2 separate regions of the Homo sapiens genome follow, and region 1 is linked to region 2. Evidence: chromatin loops called from intact Hi-C (ENCODE). Cell type or tissue: natural killer cell. All regions are shown on one strand. Links, peaks and the distances in the headings refer to the core of each region. The heading gives the core; the rest is flanking DNA. Region 1 overlaps RAP1GAP2 (RAP1 GTPase activating protein 2). Region 2 overlaps RAP1GAP2 (RAP1 GTPase activating protein 2).

What was found. Peaks named below come from ENCODE experiments on the same cell type or tissue, not always from the same donor. Only the 100,000 strongest peaks of a DNase experiment are listed, where the experiment ranks them.
Region 1: it touches region 2 in a loop (2.7-fold over the local background); 14 of 110 quality-filtered maps call a loop at or near these places.

Annotation. Positions count from the first base shown.
Region 1 is chr17:2,825,047-2,833,001 of GRCh38, forward strand. The region is part of intron 2 of RAP1GAP2 (RAP1 GTPase activating protein 2); the gene reads left to right. Among named protein-coding and RNA genes, the nearest start is that of RAP1GAP2, 33 kb to the left of the region's middle. RefSeq lists enhancers at 1-38, 7,571-7,955. In natural killer cell, for the core only: a CTCF peak has its summit at 3,550 (motif pointing right); a DNase peak (open chromatin) is centred at 3,595.
Region 2 is chr17:2,943,910-2,949,022 of GRCh38, forward strand. The region is part of intron 3 of RAP1GAP2 (RAP1 GTPase activating protein 2); the gene reads left to right. Among named protein-coding and RNA genes, the nearest start is that of RAP1GAP2-AS1, 19 kb to the right of the region's middle. RefSeq lists enhancers at 3,153-3,673, 3,674-4,194, 4,195-4,715. In natural killer cell, for the core only: no CTCF peak of the experiment used is centred there; DNase peaks (open chromatin) are centred at 292 and 1,592.

The sequences.
Region 1 (7,955 bases), core at 2,582-5,081, 120 kb before region 2:
AATCTTCCTGCGTAGCTGGGATGACAGGCATGTGCCACCACACCTGGCTAATTTTTAAAATGTTTCTTATAGAGATGGGGTCTTGCTATGCTGTCCAGGCTGGTCTTGAACTCCTGGCCTCAAGTGATCCTCCCACCTTGGCCTCCTAAATTGCTGGTATTATGGGTGTGAGCCACCACACCTAGTCCCATCTTCCCTTTCAAACACAGGCCTAGCAGCAGCATCTCTCCAGCCTGTCTCCGCAGGGTTGTTTTTGGCTCATGATTTGGGCAAGAGGAGGGAGAAGGGAAGAGAAGAAACTTTGCTGTTGGAACTGGGTCAGAATTGGAATACAGGAAGCAAGAACATGAGTGTTCACGCTTTGACTGAGCTGTTGACAGCACCGAGGCCAGAGGCAGGAGAAATGAAGCTGTTTGTTTATCTGATGAATATTCATCGAGCTCCTATTTGTAGCCAGCCGCCTCTGTTTTAGGAGCCGGGGATCCCTTTGTTGAATCCTGGCTCTGCCACTCACTGCTGGGGTTACCTTGGGCAACCGTCTGAACCTCTCTGAGCTTGTTTTCCCATCCGGAAAGTGAAGATAAGGAGCGTCCCTGTCTCACAGGGATGTTTGAGGATGAAATGAGCTAACATAGGAAAAGCACTTAGCATGGTGCTTGGCGCAGAGTTAGTGCTCGTGACTGCAGCTGTTACTGAAGACAGAGCGTTTAGGTGTGAAGAGGGTCTGGTGCCCGCATCCAAGGAACTCACAGTCTCTGGAGGAAACAGACATTTAACAGTCATCTGCAAAGCATGAGGCAGTGCCAATAGAGATATTCTTCCTGGTGGAATGAGGGAAGGCTTCTTGAAGGAGGCGGCGCTGGAAGGTTGAAAAGGAATCCCTAGGAAGAGAAGGTTGCAGGGGGCATTTTTTTTCTTTTTTCTTTCTTTCTTTCTGTTTTTTTTTTTTTTTGAGACGGAGTCTTGCTCTGTCGCCCCGGCTGGAGTGCAGTGGTGCCATCTCGGCTCACTGCAACTTCCTCCTCCCAGGTTCAAGCGATTCTGCTGCCTCAGCTTCCCGAGTAGCTGGGATTACAGGCACCCACCACCACGCCCAGCAAATTTTTTTTTTTTTTTTTTTTTGTATTTTTAGTAGACACAGGGTTTCACCGTGTTAGCCAGGATGGTCTCAATCTCCTAACCTCGTGATCTCCCCGCCTCGGCCTCCCCAAGTGCTGGGATTACAGGCGTGAGCCACCATGCCTGGCCTGCAGGGGGCATTTCACACTGAGGAAACAGTAAGGGCAAAGGCTGCGGGTGGGTGGGGAAGTGTGTAGAGCTGTTTGAGAAGCGGTGAGCCAGGCTCTCGAAATGGATGGAGGGACATGGCAGGAAACAGCCAGAGGCGAGGGTGGGGATCCGCTCGGGGAGGCTCTGAGTGTGTTGCCGGCGAGATGACGGGTGCCCTGGAAGAGCGGGATGGGGGAACCGCCTGTCTCCTTGGTGACTTGGGAAGGCGGCCTTGGGAGCTTTGGGGATGGATTGCGGAAGGGAGGAGATGCTTGCTGTGCTCCTGAGGAGGGGTGGGGCCTGAATGTCCTCTTGGCTGGGGTTGGAGGGGAGGGCCAGGCTAGGGTCCTAAGAAGGTGAATCCTGAGCCCAGGCATCTAGCCCACGTGCAGCATGAAAGGAGGATTTCCGGCCGGGCGCGGTGGCTCACGCCTGTAATCCCAACACTTTGGGAGGCTGAGGCGGGCGGATCACGAGGTCAAGAGATCGAGACCATCCTGGCCAACATGGCGAAACCCCGTCTCTACTAAAAATATAAAAATTAGCTGGGCGTGGTGGCGTACGCCTGTAGTCCCAGCTACTTGGGAGGCTGAGACAAGAGAATCGCTTGAACCTGGGAATGGGAGGTTGCAGTGAGCCGAGATGACACCACTGCACTTCAGCCTGGTGTCACAGCGAGACTCCGTTTCGAGAGAGAGAGAGGAGAGAAAGAAAGAAAGAGAGAGAGAAAGAAAGAAAGAGAAAGTCCCATGGAAATGGGGGTTTCACATTTGGGGGATTTGCAAAGTAGTCACGTGGGTGAGGCAGGAGGGAAGCCTAGTAGCAGAGAAGATGATGCCTTCGGCCTTGAGTGTGGTGCGTTTGAGGAGCTTGTGGATCGTCCCAGGGGTGTGTGTGGTTGGGCTCTTTAGCTCAGGAGAGCTCAGCTGAGTGGATACCCACTCGCACATCCAACAGCTCTCATTCCCAAAGCGTGTTCTGAGTGTGAGTCCTACAAAAGTGGACAATTCAGACCCTGTTGGGTTTTGTGGCACTTTCTAGTCAGGGAGGCAGATGAGAACAGAATGAAGAACGCAGATGGTTTCAGACAGTGCCCAGTCCTGCGAAGGAAATAGAACAGTGAGGCGATGAGGGTGGGGCTCGGGGCTGGGGGAAGGGGCTACCCTGGGTGGGTGGTCAGGAAGAGCCTCTCCATAGAAGGGACATTTGAGGCCTGGCGCGGTGGCTCATGCCTGTAATCCCAGCACTTTGGGAGGCCAAGGCGGGTGGATCACCTGAGGTCAGGGGTTCAAGACCAGCCTGGATAACATGGTGAAACCCCCTCTCTACTAAAAATACAAAAATTAGCCGGGCGTGGTGGTACCTGCCTGTAATCCCCAAGCTCTTCTCCCAGCCCACCCGGCACCAGCCAGTTTGAGCTCTGACTGGGAACTGGGATCTCATTCATCCCATCTGGTCAGCATCTCTTTGGTTGCTTTTTATCAGCTTCCTATTAGAAAAAAAAAAAATCCCCTTGAAAAACAAGGGGGAGGGTTCATACACGATCGGTTGCAGCAGGCACGCCAGTGACGGTGGGGGCCCAGGGGGAGCGTGGCAGAGGCTCTCAGGCTGGAGGCCAGCTACTGCTCCGGCCAGCCCTTCCCTGTGGGGGAGCCACAAGAGGCCGTCCCTGGGCCTGCAAGCATGAGATGAGCCGAGCACTTGACCAAAACTAGTTTGGGTCTTAGAATTTAACTTATCCTGGGCCGGGTGCGGTGGCTCACGCCTGTCATCCCAACACTTTGGGAGGCCAAGGCTGGCGGATCACTTGAGGTCAGGAGTTCGAGACCAGCCTGGCTAACATGGGGAAACCCTATCTCTACTAAAAATACAAAAATTAGCAGGGTGTGGTGGTGCACGCCTGTAATCCCAGCTACTCGGGAGGCTGAGTCAGGAGAATCGCTTGAACCTGGGAGGCGGAGGTTGCAGTGAGCCGAGATCGCGCCATTGCACTCCAACCTGGGCGACAGTGAGACTCCATCTCAAAAACAACAACAAACAAACAAAAATAATACTGCGATTTCCTAGCAATGCCCAGTGACTTACCCTAAATTCAGTGAAAGTTGAAAAAAAAAAAGAAGTGGCATTTGAAGGAGACCCGAAGGAAGAAAAGGAGCCAGTGTGAAGCTGTCTGGGGAAGAGCATTCCAGGTGGTGGGAACAGGCTTGGCAGGTGTGAAGATGAGGAAGGAGGCCCCTGAAGAGCCGGCGGGAAGAGCGGGTGGATGGGAACACAGTTTCCCCGTCCGCCAGCAGGTGGCACTGTTGGCCCAGGACTGCCCGGGCATGGCTGGGAGAGCAGGTGGGGCCGCGGGTTCTTTGACCTCAGGTTTGTGATTCTGGCTGTGGGCTCATCACAGGCTCTACCTCCACCCTCTGGGGAGATAAGCCCTGGCCGGGGGCAGAAGAGCAGTTGTAATGGTTTCCTGGCTGTTCTCCTTCCCCAACGGGTCTTGCTTTCAGTGTTTCTTTGCTTGCTCCCTCTCCAGAGGTGACTTCCCTCCCGGTTTCTGGGTATCTGTGTCTTTGCTCTCTCCTTTTGCTTTTCTTTTTGCTCCCTTGGTCTCTTCTCCTCCCTCTCTCATTGCTCCCTGGGGGGGCAGGTTCCTGTCTCAAAGATTAATTACTTGCTTTTTTTTTTTTTTTTTTTGGGAAACCTCGCTCTGTCGCCCAGGCTGGAGTGCAGTGGCACGATCTGGGCTCACTGCAACCTCTGCCTCCCAGGTTCAAGCGATTCTCCTGCCTCAGCCTTCTGAGTAGCTGGGATTACAGGCACCCGCCACCACGCCCGGCTAATTTTTTGTATTTTTAGTAGAGACGGGGTTTCGCCATGTTGGCCAGGCTAGTCTCAAACTCCTGACCTCAGGTGATCCACCCGCCTCAGCCTTAAAAAGTACTGGGATTACAGGCCTGAGCTACCATGCCCGGCCAATTACTTGCTTTCCTGATGTAGCTCAGATGGAGCGGGTGGTGACTTAGGATCAGGAAGGTGCTGTTTCTCATCCCATTGCCTACCCTTCCTTCCCGTGGCTTCAGATCTCCATAAAGGGCTGGGGCTGGGGTCGTGACCCCGTCGGTAGAAAATGGTCCCAGCGACCCTTCTCTCCTGGAGCCCATGGACCCACCTCCCAGTGCCATGCCCTGCTCACCTCCAGCCCCTCTAGCAGGCAGCCCTGTCTTCATGTGAGAAGGGAGAACTGGATGGCAAAGCAGATGGCACAGAACAGCTGCACAAGAGCTCACCGAAGGGCTTGTTATGAAAGAGTCATTTTTGTCAACAGAAGTACGCTTCTGCCCTATACTCCGTGCTCTGTGAATTATTTCTCAGGGGAGACTAAGCTGGCCAGAGCCTGGTGGTGGCCTCCTGGCTGTCGGATGTCAGAGTTAGGGCTGCAGGTTGAGGGGTCCTTGGCTTTGGTCTGTGAGTACCATGGTGGTTAAGAGCCTGGTCTCTCTCTCTTAAATTTTTTTTTTTTTTTTTTGAGATGAGATTTTGCTATGTTGCCCAGGCTAGTCTTGAATTCCTGGCTTCAAGAGATCCTTCTGCCTCAGTCTCTCGAGAGGCTGGGATTACAGTTGTGAGCCACCGTACCTGGCAGTCTCTTTATTTTACTTTACTTTTTCCTCTAAAGTTAAAGTTTACAGTATTTTATTTTGTTGTGGTGAGAACACATAACATGAACTCTACCCTCTTAACAGACTTTTAAGTGTACAATACATTATTGTTGAATGTAAGTAAGAGTTTACTCTCTTAAAGCCTCCCACTGGGTGGGAAGTCTAGCACCTTACAACAGGACCCTGTAATCCCAGCACTTTGGGAGGCCGAGGTGGGCGGATCACTTGAGGTCAGGAGTTCAAGACCAGCCTGGCCAACATGGTGAAACCCTGTCTGTACTAAAAACACAAAAAAATTAGCTGGGTGTGGTGGTGCATGCCTGTAATTCGAGCTACTCGGGAGGCTGAGGGAGGAGAATAGCTTGAACCCATGAGGCGGAGGTTGCAGTGAGCCGAGGAGATCGTGCCATTGCACTCCAGTCTGGGCGACAGAGGAAAACTCCGTCTCAAAAAATTAAAAAAGATGGCCGGGTGTGGTGGCTCACGCCTGTAATCCCAGCACTTTGGGAGGCCGAGGCGGGCAGATCACGATGTCAAGAGATCGAGACCATCCTGGCTAACATGGTGAAACCCCGTCTCTACTAAAAATACAAAAATTAGCTGGGCGTGGTGGCGGGCGCCTGTAGTCCCAGCTACTCAGGAAGCTGAGGCAGGAGAATCGCTTGAACCTGGGAGGCGGAAGTTGCAGTGAGCCGAGATCACACCACTGCACTCCAGCCTGGGCGACAGAATGAGACTCTGTCTCAAAACAAAACAAAACAAAACAAAAACTAAAAAAAAGATTTTGAACAGTAAATGTATTTACATGGTTGGTTCTAAAACCAAAATGATATAAAAATATATGTGGTAGAAAGATTTGCTTGTACTCCAATCCGCCCTGTCCCTACATTCTAAAATTCACTTTGAGGTTCTTTCCAGTGCTTCTTTATTCACATGTAAGATGAGCATATCCTTTTCTTACCTCCACTCCCCTTCCCTCCCTTCCCCTCCCCTCCCCTTCCCTCCCTTCCCCTACCCTTCCCTCCACTTCCCTCCCCTCCCCTCCTCTCCCCTCCCTTTCCTTCCCCTCCCTCCCCTGCCCTTCCTTCCTCTCCCCTTCCCTCTTTCTTTTTCTTTCTTTCTTTTTTTGAGATGGAGTCTTGCTCTGTTGCCAGGCTGGAGTGCAGTGGTGTGATCTCGGCTCACTGCAACCTCTGCCTCCCGGGTTCAAGGATTCTCCTGCCTTAGCCTCCCGAGTAGTTGGGACTACAGGCACCTGCCACCACGCCCAGCTACTTTTTGTATTTTTAGTAGAGATGGGATTTCACTACATTGGCCAGGCTGGTCTTGAACTCCTGACCTCAGGTGATCTGCCTGCTCCAGCCTCCCAAAATGCTGGGATTACAGGTGTGAGCCACCATGCCCAGCCTCCTATTTCTTTTTCTTAAATAAAAGGTAATATCCTACAAAACACTGTTTTACATCTTGCCTTTTTCTCTGGAGAATTCCTGTCTGACCACTGAGAGCTGCTGCTGCCTCTGCCCCATTCCTTTTAAAAATAACTGTGTAGTATTTAACGGTGTGGATTTAATTTTAGAGACTGATGATTCCTTTCAGAAATTTAATTTTGTATAACGTAAGTAATATAAGAATACATTTTTGGCTGTGCATGGTGGCTCATGCCTGTAATCCCAGGACCGTAGGAGGCCAACGTGTGTGGATTGCTTGAGCCCAGGAGTTTGAGACCAGCCTGGTGGGGGGGCAGCATGACAAAACCTCATCTCTACTAAAAATAAAAAAAATTAGATGTGGTGGTGCACACCTGTAATCCCAGGTACTGGGGAGGCTGAGGTTGGAGGATCCCTTGAGCCCAGGAGTTTGAGGCTGCCATGAGCTGTGATCATGCCATTGCAATCCAGGCTGGGTGACAGAGTGAGACCCTGTCTCAAAAAACAACAACAACAACACAAAAAACAGGCTGGGCGTGGTGGCTCACGCTTTTAATCCCAGCACTTTGGGAGGCTGAGGCGGGCGGATCACGAGGTTAGGAGTTCGAGACCAGCCTGCCCAATATGGCGAAACCCTGTCTCTACTAAAAATACAAAAATTAGATGGGCTTGGTGGTGGGTGCCTGTAATCCCAGCTACTCGGGAGGCTGAGGCAGGAGAATCACTTGAACCTGGGAGGTGGAGTTTGCAATGAGCTGAGATCACGCCATTGCATTCCAGTCTGGGTGACAGAGTGAGACTCTGTCTCCAAAAAAAAAAAGAAAACAAAAAAACCCAAATCATTTTCCTTAAAACAATCAGAACATTAAAGATAAAGTCTCGGCCGGGCGCGGTGGCTCATGCCTGTAATCCCAGCACTTTGGGAGGCCAAGGTGGGTGGATCACGAGGTCAGGAGATCGAGATCATCCTGGCTAAAACGGTGAAACCCCATCTCTACTAAAAATACAAAAAATTACCCAGGTGTTGTGGCGGGCACCTGTAGTCCCAGCTACTCGGGAGGCTGAGGCAGGAGAATGGCGTGAACCCAGGAGGTGGAGGTTGCAGTGAGCCGAGATCGCGCCACTGCACTCCAGCCTGGGCGACAGAGCGAGACTCCATCTCAAAAAAAAAAAAAAAAAAAAGATAAAGTCTCCTATGGCCAGCAGTGACATTCCCTTTCTCTCCTCCCCAGAGTAGCCACTGTTCAGAGTTTGGTACATACTTTTCTAGATATTTAAACAGGGCTGGGTGCAGTGGCTGGCCAGGTGCATTGACTCACTCCTGTAATCCCAGCACTTTGGGAGGCCGAGGCGGGCGATGGCTCGAGGTCAGGAATTCGAGTCCAGCCTGGCCAACATGGTGAAACCCCATCTCTACTAAAAATACAAAAAGTAGCTGGGCGTGGTGGCACTTGCGTGTAGTCCCAGCTACTCGGTGGGGGGCTGAGGCAGGAGACTTGCTGGAACTTGGGAGGCAGAGGTTGCAATGAGCGAGATCGCACCACTGCACTCCAGCCCGGGTCACAGAGCAAGACTGTCTCAAAAAAACGAAAACAAAAACAAACCA
Region 2 (5,113 bases), core at 257-2,756:
GAGGCCAAGGAGGGCGGACCATGAGGTCAGGAGATCGAGACCATCCTGGCCAACATGGTGAAACCAGTCTCTACTAAAATACAAAAAATTAGCCAGGTATGGTGGTGTCCGCCCCTGTAATCCCAGCTACTCAGGAGGCTGAGGCAGGAGAATCGCTTGAACCCAGGAGTCAGAGGTTGCTATGAGCCGAGATTGCGCCATTGCACTCTAGCCTGGCGACAGAGCGAGACTCCGTCTCAAAACAGCAAAACCAAAAAAAAAAAAAAAAAAAAAACCAAACCACAAAAGATAACAAGCATTGGTGAGGATGTGGAGAAATTGGAACTCTTGTAACACTGTTGGTAGAAATGTAAATTGGTGCAGCCGCTATGGGAAACAGCACGGAGATTGCTCAAAAAATTAAAAACATTAAAAAGAGAACTACCAACTTCATTCTTTGCACGTGGATATCCAGCTTTTTTGCAGCGCCATTTGTTGAAAAGACTATTCTTTCCCTAGGATTGGTCTTGGCAATCCTGTCAAAACACAGTTGGCCATAGATGTGTGGGTTTATCTCTGGACTCTTAATTCTACTCTGTCGGTTCATATGCCTGTTATTGCCAGGACCACACGGTTTTGATCACTGTAGCTTTATAGTAAGTATTGATTGGGAAATATGAGTTCTCCACCTTTGACCTTCCTCTTTAAGAAGGTTTTGAGTATTCTGGATGGAATTTCCCTATCAAATTTAGGAGGAGCTTTTCAGTTTCTTCAAAACATCCAGCTAGGATTCTGATAGAGATCGCGTTAGATAGGTAGATCACTTTGAATGGTACTGCCACCTTAACAGTATTAAATCTCCAATCCATGAACATGGAATGTCGTTCCATTTATTTATGTCTTCTTTAATGTCATTGGGCAATGTTTTGTAGTGCTTAGTGTGCCAGCCACTCGGTTAAATTTGTTCCTAGGTATTTTATTCTTTTTAATGCTATTTTATTTTTTATTTTTTGAGACGGAGTCTTGCTCTGCCACCCAGGCTGGAGTGCAGTGGCACTATCTCGGCTCACTGCAAGCTCTGTCTCCCGGGTTCACGTCATTCTCCTGCCTCAGTAGCTGGGATTACAGGCGCCCGCCACCACGCCCGGCTGATTTTTTTTGTATTTTTAGTAGAGACGAGGTTTCACTGTGTTAGCCAGGATGGCCTCGATCTCCTGACTTCGTGATCCACCCGCCTCGGCCTCCCAAAATGCTGGGATTATAGGCGTGAGCCACCGTGCCCAGCCTAATGCTATTTTAAAATGGAATTGTTTTCTTAATTTTCTGATTGTTTATTGATTGTTTATTTTAATTTATTATTTTTATTATTTTTATTGTTTGTCTTTTCTGATTGTGTCTCTCCGATTGTTCATTGCTGGTGTATAGAAACACAACTGATTTTTGTACTCTGCAATTTTGCAGACTTCCTTTATCAGCTCTAGTAGATTTTGTGCATGTGTGAAATCTGTGAGGTTTTTTTGTGTTGGAACGTCTCATCTGACAATAGAGATAGTTTTACTGTTTCCTTTCCGTGGTAGATACCTTTTATTTCTTTGTTCTGGCTAGAACTTTTAGTACACCCAATGGTAGTGGTGAAAGTGAGTTTCCTTGTTTTGTTGCTACTTCATCTTAAGGGGAAAGCTTTTAGTTTTTCATCACTGAGTATGATGTTAGCTATGTCTTTTTTTTTTTAATGCCTTTTATGTCAAGGAAGTTCCCTTTTATTCTTAGTTTTCTGAGAGTTTATATCATGAAAGGATATTAGCTTTTGTCGTGCTCTTTCTGTATCAATTGAGATAATCATGTATTTTTTCTTCTTCATCCTGTTAATGTGATACATTGATTTTCTTTTTTTTTCTTTATTTTATTATTATTTTTTTTGAGACGAGTTTTGCTCTTTCGCCCAGGCTGGAGTACAGTGGCACAATCTGGGCTCACTGCAACCTCTTTCCCCTGGGTGCAAGCGATTCTCATGCCTCACCCTCCCGAGTAGCTGGGATTATAGGCACGTGCCACCACGCCTGGGTAATTTGTGTATATTTTAGTAGAGACGGGCTTTCACCATGTCGGCCAGGCTGGTCTTGAACTCCTGACCTCAGGTGATCCTCCTGCCTCAGCCTCCCAAAGTGCTGGGATTACAGGTGTGAGCCACCGTGCCCGGCCTATTACATTGATTTTCTTGTGTTGAACTGAGTTTGCATTCCTAGGATAAATTCCACTTGGTCATGGAATATAACAGTACGCTGTTGGATTTGGTTTATTGGTACTTCGTTGAGGATGTCTGACTCTATCCATAAAGATACTGGCCTGTAGTTTTCTGTGGTTCCTTTGTGTCACTTTGATAACGCTGGCCTCATAGGATGAGTTAGGAAGTGTTTCCTCCTCTTCTATTTTTGGAAGAGTGTGAGAAGGACTGGTGTGAATTCTTCTGTAAGTGTTTGGTCGGCTTCACTATGAAGCCATCTGGCCCTGGACTGTTCTTTGTTGGGAGGTTTTTAATTACTACGGATTCCATCTCTTTACTTCTCCCATCACTCGTTTAGGTTGCTTGCCTCGTGCCTGAAGTCATTGGCATCTTCTAGTCCTGTCTTAGAATTTAAATATGAGTCTGCCTAATTTAAGATGTCCTATAAAAACCCAACCATCTTCCCACCCTTCCCCACCTTGCCACATCTCTGCTCTGGTATCTCTGCTGAGAGATGGTCCCTCCCACACAGCAGCAGCATTCAACATGATGAACCCCATAGGTCAGTGGTTCTCACTTGGGAACTTCTTAGAAACGCACATTCTCTGGCCAAGAATCAGAAGCTCTAGGGGTGGGGCCTAGGAAACTTTTTTTATTTTTGAGACAGAGTTTTGCTCCTTCGCCCAGGCTGGCGTGCAGTGGCGTGATCTCGGCTCACTGCAACCTCCACCCCCCGGGTTCAAGTGAATCTCCTGCCTCAGCCTCCCAAGTAGCTGGGATTATAGGCGCCCGCCACCACACCTGGTTCATTTTTGTATTTTTAGTAGAAACAGGGTTTCTCCATGTTGGTCAGGCTGGTCTTGAACGCCTGACCCCAGGTGATCCGCCCGCCTTGGCCTCCCAAAGTGTTGGGATTACAGGCGTGAGCCACCGTGCCCGGCCGGAAACTGTGTTTTAACTAGCCCCCAGGTGGTTCTGTGGCATTAGCACTGCCACACTTAACAGAGAGCCATTGCAGGCTCCTGGCCCCAGTGACATAGTGAAATGGCACCTCTGAAACGCTCCAGCAGCAAAGGAGCCGTGAGCATCAGGAGTTGGTGGAAAAAGGAGACCAGAGAAGGGAAAGAGGAGCAAGCAGGTGGCTTGGCGGGGGTGGTGGGGGGAGACTTGGTTGGAACAGGACCTGATTCTGGAGGACGGTTCATTATTGGGAGCACCCACTGGGCATAGGGTTGGCCATCCAGGGTGAGGGGTGCAGTCTGTGGTCAGAGCACAGACAGCTGTTAATAGCAGTAACACTGGCCCGTCCAGCCCTGACTCTAGCCATCCCAACAAGCCCGCCCTGGCCACTCCCAGGCCAAGACTCAGCCCTCACCGCTTGCTTCGTTGCATCTTGCTTAGCAGAATATTTAGTCATTCATCTGGCAAATGTTTATTGAGCATCTACTGTGTGCTAGGCAGTTCTATTAATAGCACAGGGATATGGCAAGGATCACAGCAAACGAAGAGCTCTGCCCTCGAGGACCTTCTGTTCTGCAGCCAGCCTGGTGGCCGGCTGGTTCTCATCCTGCTTGCCCTGTGGATGGGGACTTCTGGACCGGTAGCGGAGTCGGGCAGTGTGGCGTGCTCGGTGGTCAGACGACATGGGACACATCCCATCCCGCTCCCAGGGCGTGCCCTGTTTCCCCAGCTTTCCAGAAACGGGTTTAGAGAACTCTCCAGAAATCCTTTTCCTTGGTCATGTCTTCCCTCTTCATCCGGATGAGAAACTCACTCTGACCTGTTTGCTTCTCCCCCCAGCACTTTCTGGCCCGCATCTCCCCCCGATTTTCCTGGGACCCACGTAGGTGCAAAACACCTGCTCCTCCATCCTTGTCTTCTGGTAATGTTTTTAGTTTGCTGTTGATGTAGCCTTGTCCCCTCCGTGTGTCCTGGATTGGGGTGGGCGGGAATAACGAGGCGATTGCAAGGACTCATTGAGCGACCTGTGTGCCAGGCTCTGTACACGCTGGCCCGTGTGGTCCTGCCACAGCTCTGTGAGTTAGCGGTCATGTTTTCAGCCCCATGCAAAGGCGCAAGCACTCAGACAGCGTGGTTCTGTGAACATGAGTGTGTGGTGCCTCCCAGGAGCAGGGATTTTAGCGAGGCTGCTGACACATAAACACACCCCCACCTCCAGAAGCAGAGGAGAGGAGCCCAGGGCCAGGGCAGGTAGCTCAGCAAGGACCCAGCATGCTGCAGGTGGGGCCAGTGAGAGTCACTTCTCCAGCGAGGGTCAGAGAGGAGAGAGGCAAGAGTGTTGCAGGGGCGAGGGTCTCATGAGCTGGGGTGCGGCAAGAGGGAAGGAACAGGTGGATGCCTGTCTGCAGGAGAAGCTGTGCCTGTGTGTAGAGCTGCTGTGGACCAGGGGGAGGCAGGGAGGGCACAGGGTGGTGATGAGATGGAGAGAAGGGGTCCTGGACTCGGGTGCAACAAGAGGGAAGGAAGAGGTGGCTGCCTGTCTGCAGGAGAAGCCGTGTCCATGTGTAGAGCTGCTGTGGACCAGGGGGAGGCAGGGAGGGCACAGGGTGGTGATGAGATGGAGAGAAGGGGTCCTGGACTCGGGTGCAACAAGAGGGAAGGAACAGGTGGCTGCCTGTCTGCAGGAGAAGCTGTGCCTGTGTGTAGAGCTGCTGTGGACCAGGGGGAGGCAGGGAGGGCACAGGGTGGTGAGATGGAGAGAGGGGGTCCTGGACTCACACGAGTGCCATCTTTTCCCGTCGCTTCTTCTGCTTTGCCGCCTGGGCAGTGGGCTGGCACCCGAACCGGCAAGTAGGGGCATTGGGAAAGATCCCTCAAGATTTCCCAAGCCTAAATTACTCCTTGTGGTTCTTGTTCACGTCTGCCCCTGCTACCTGGGACCTCCTCCAG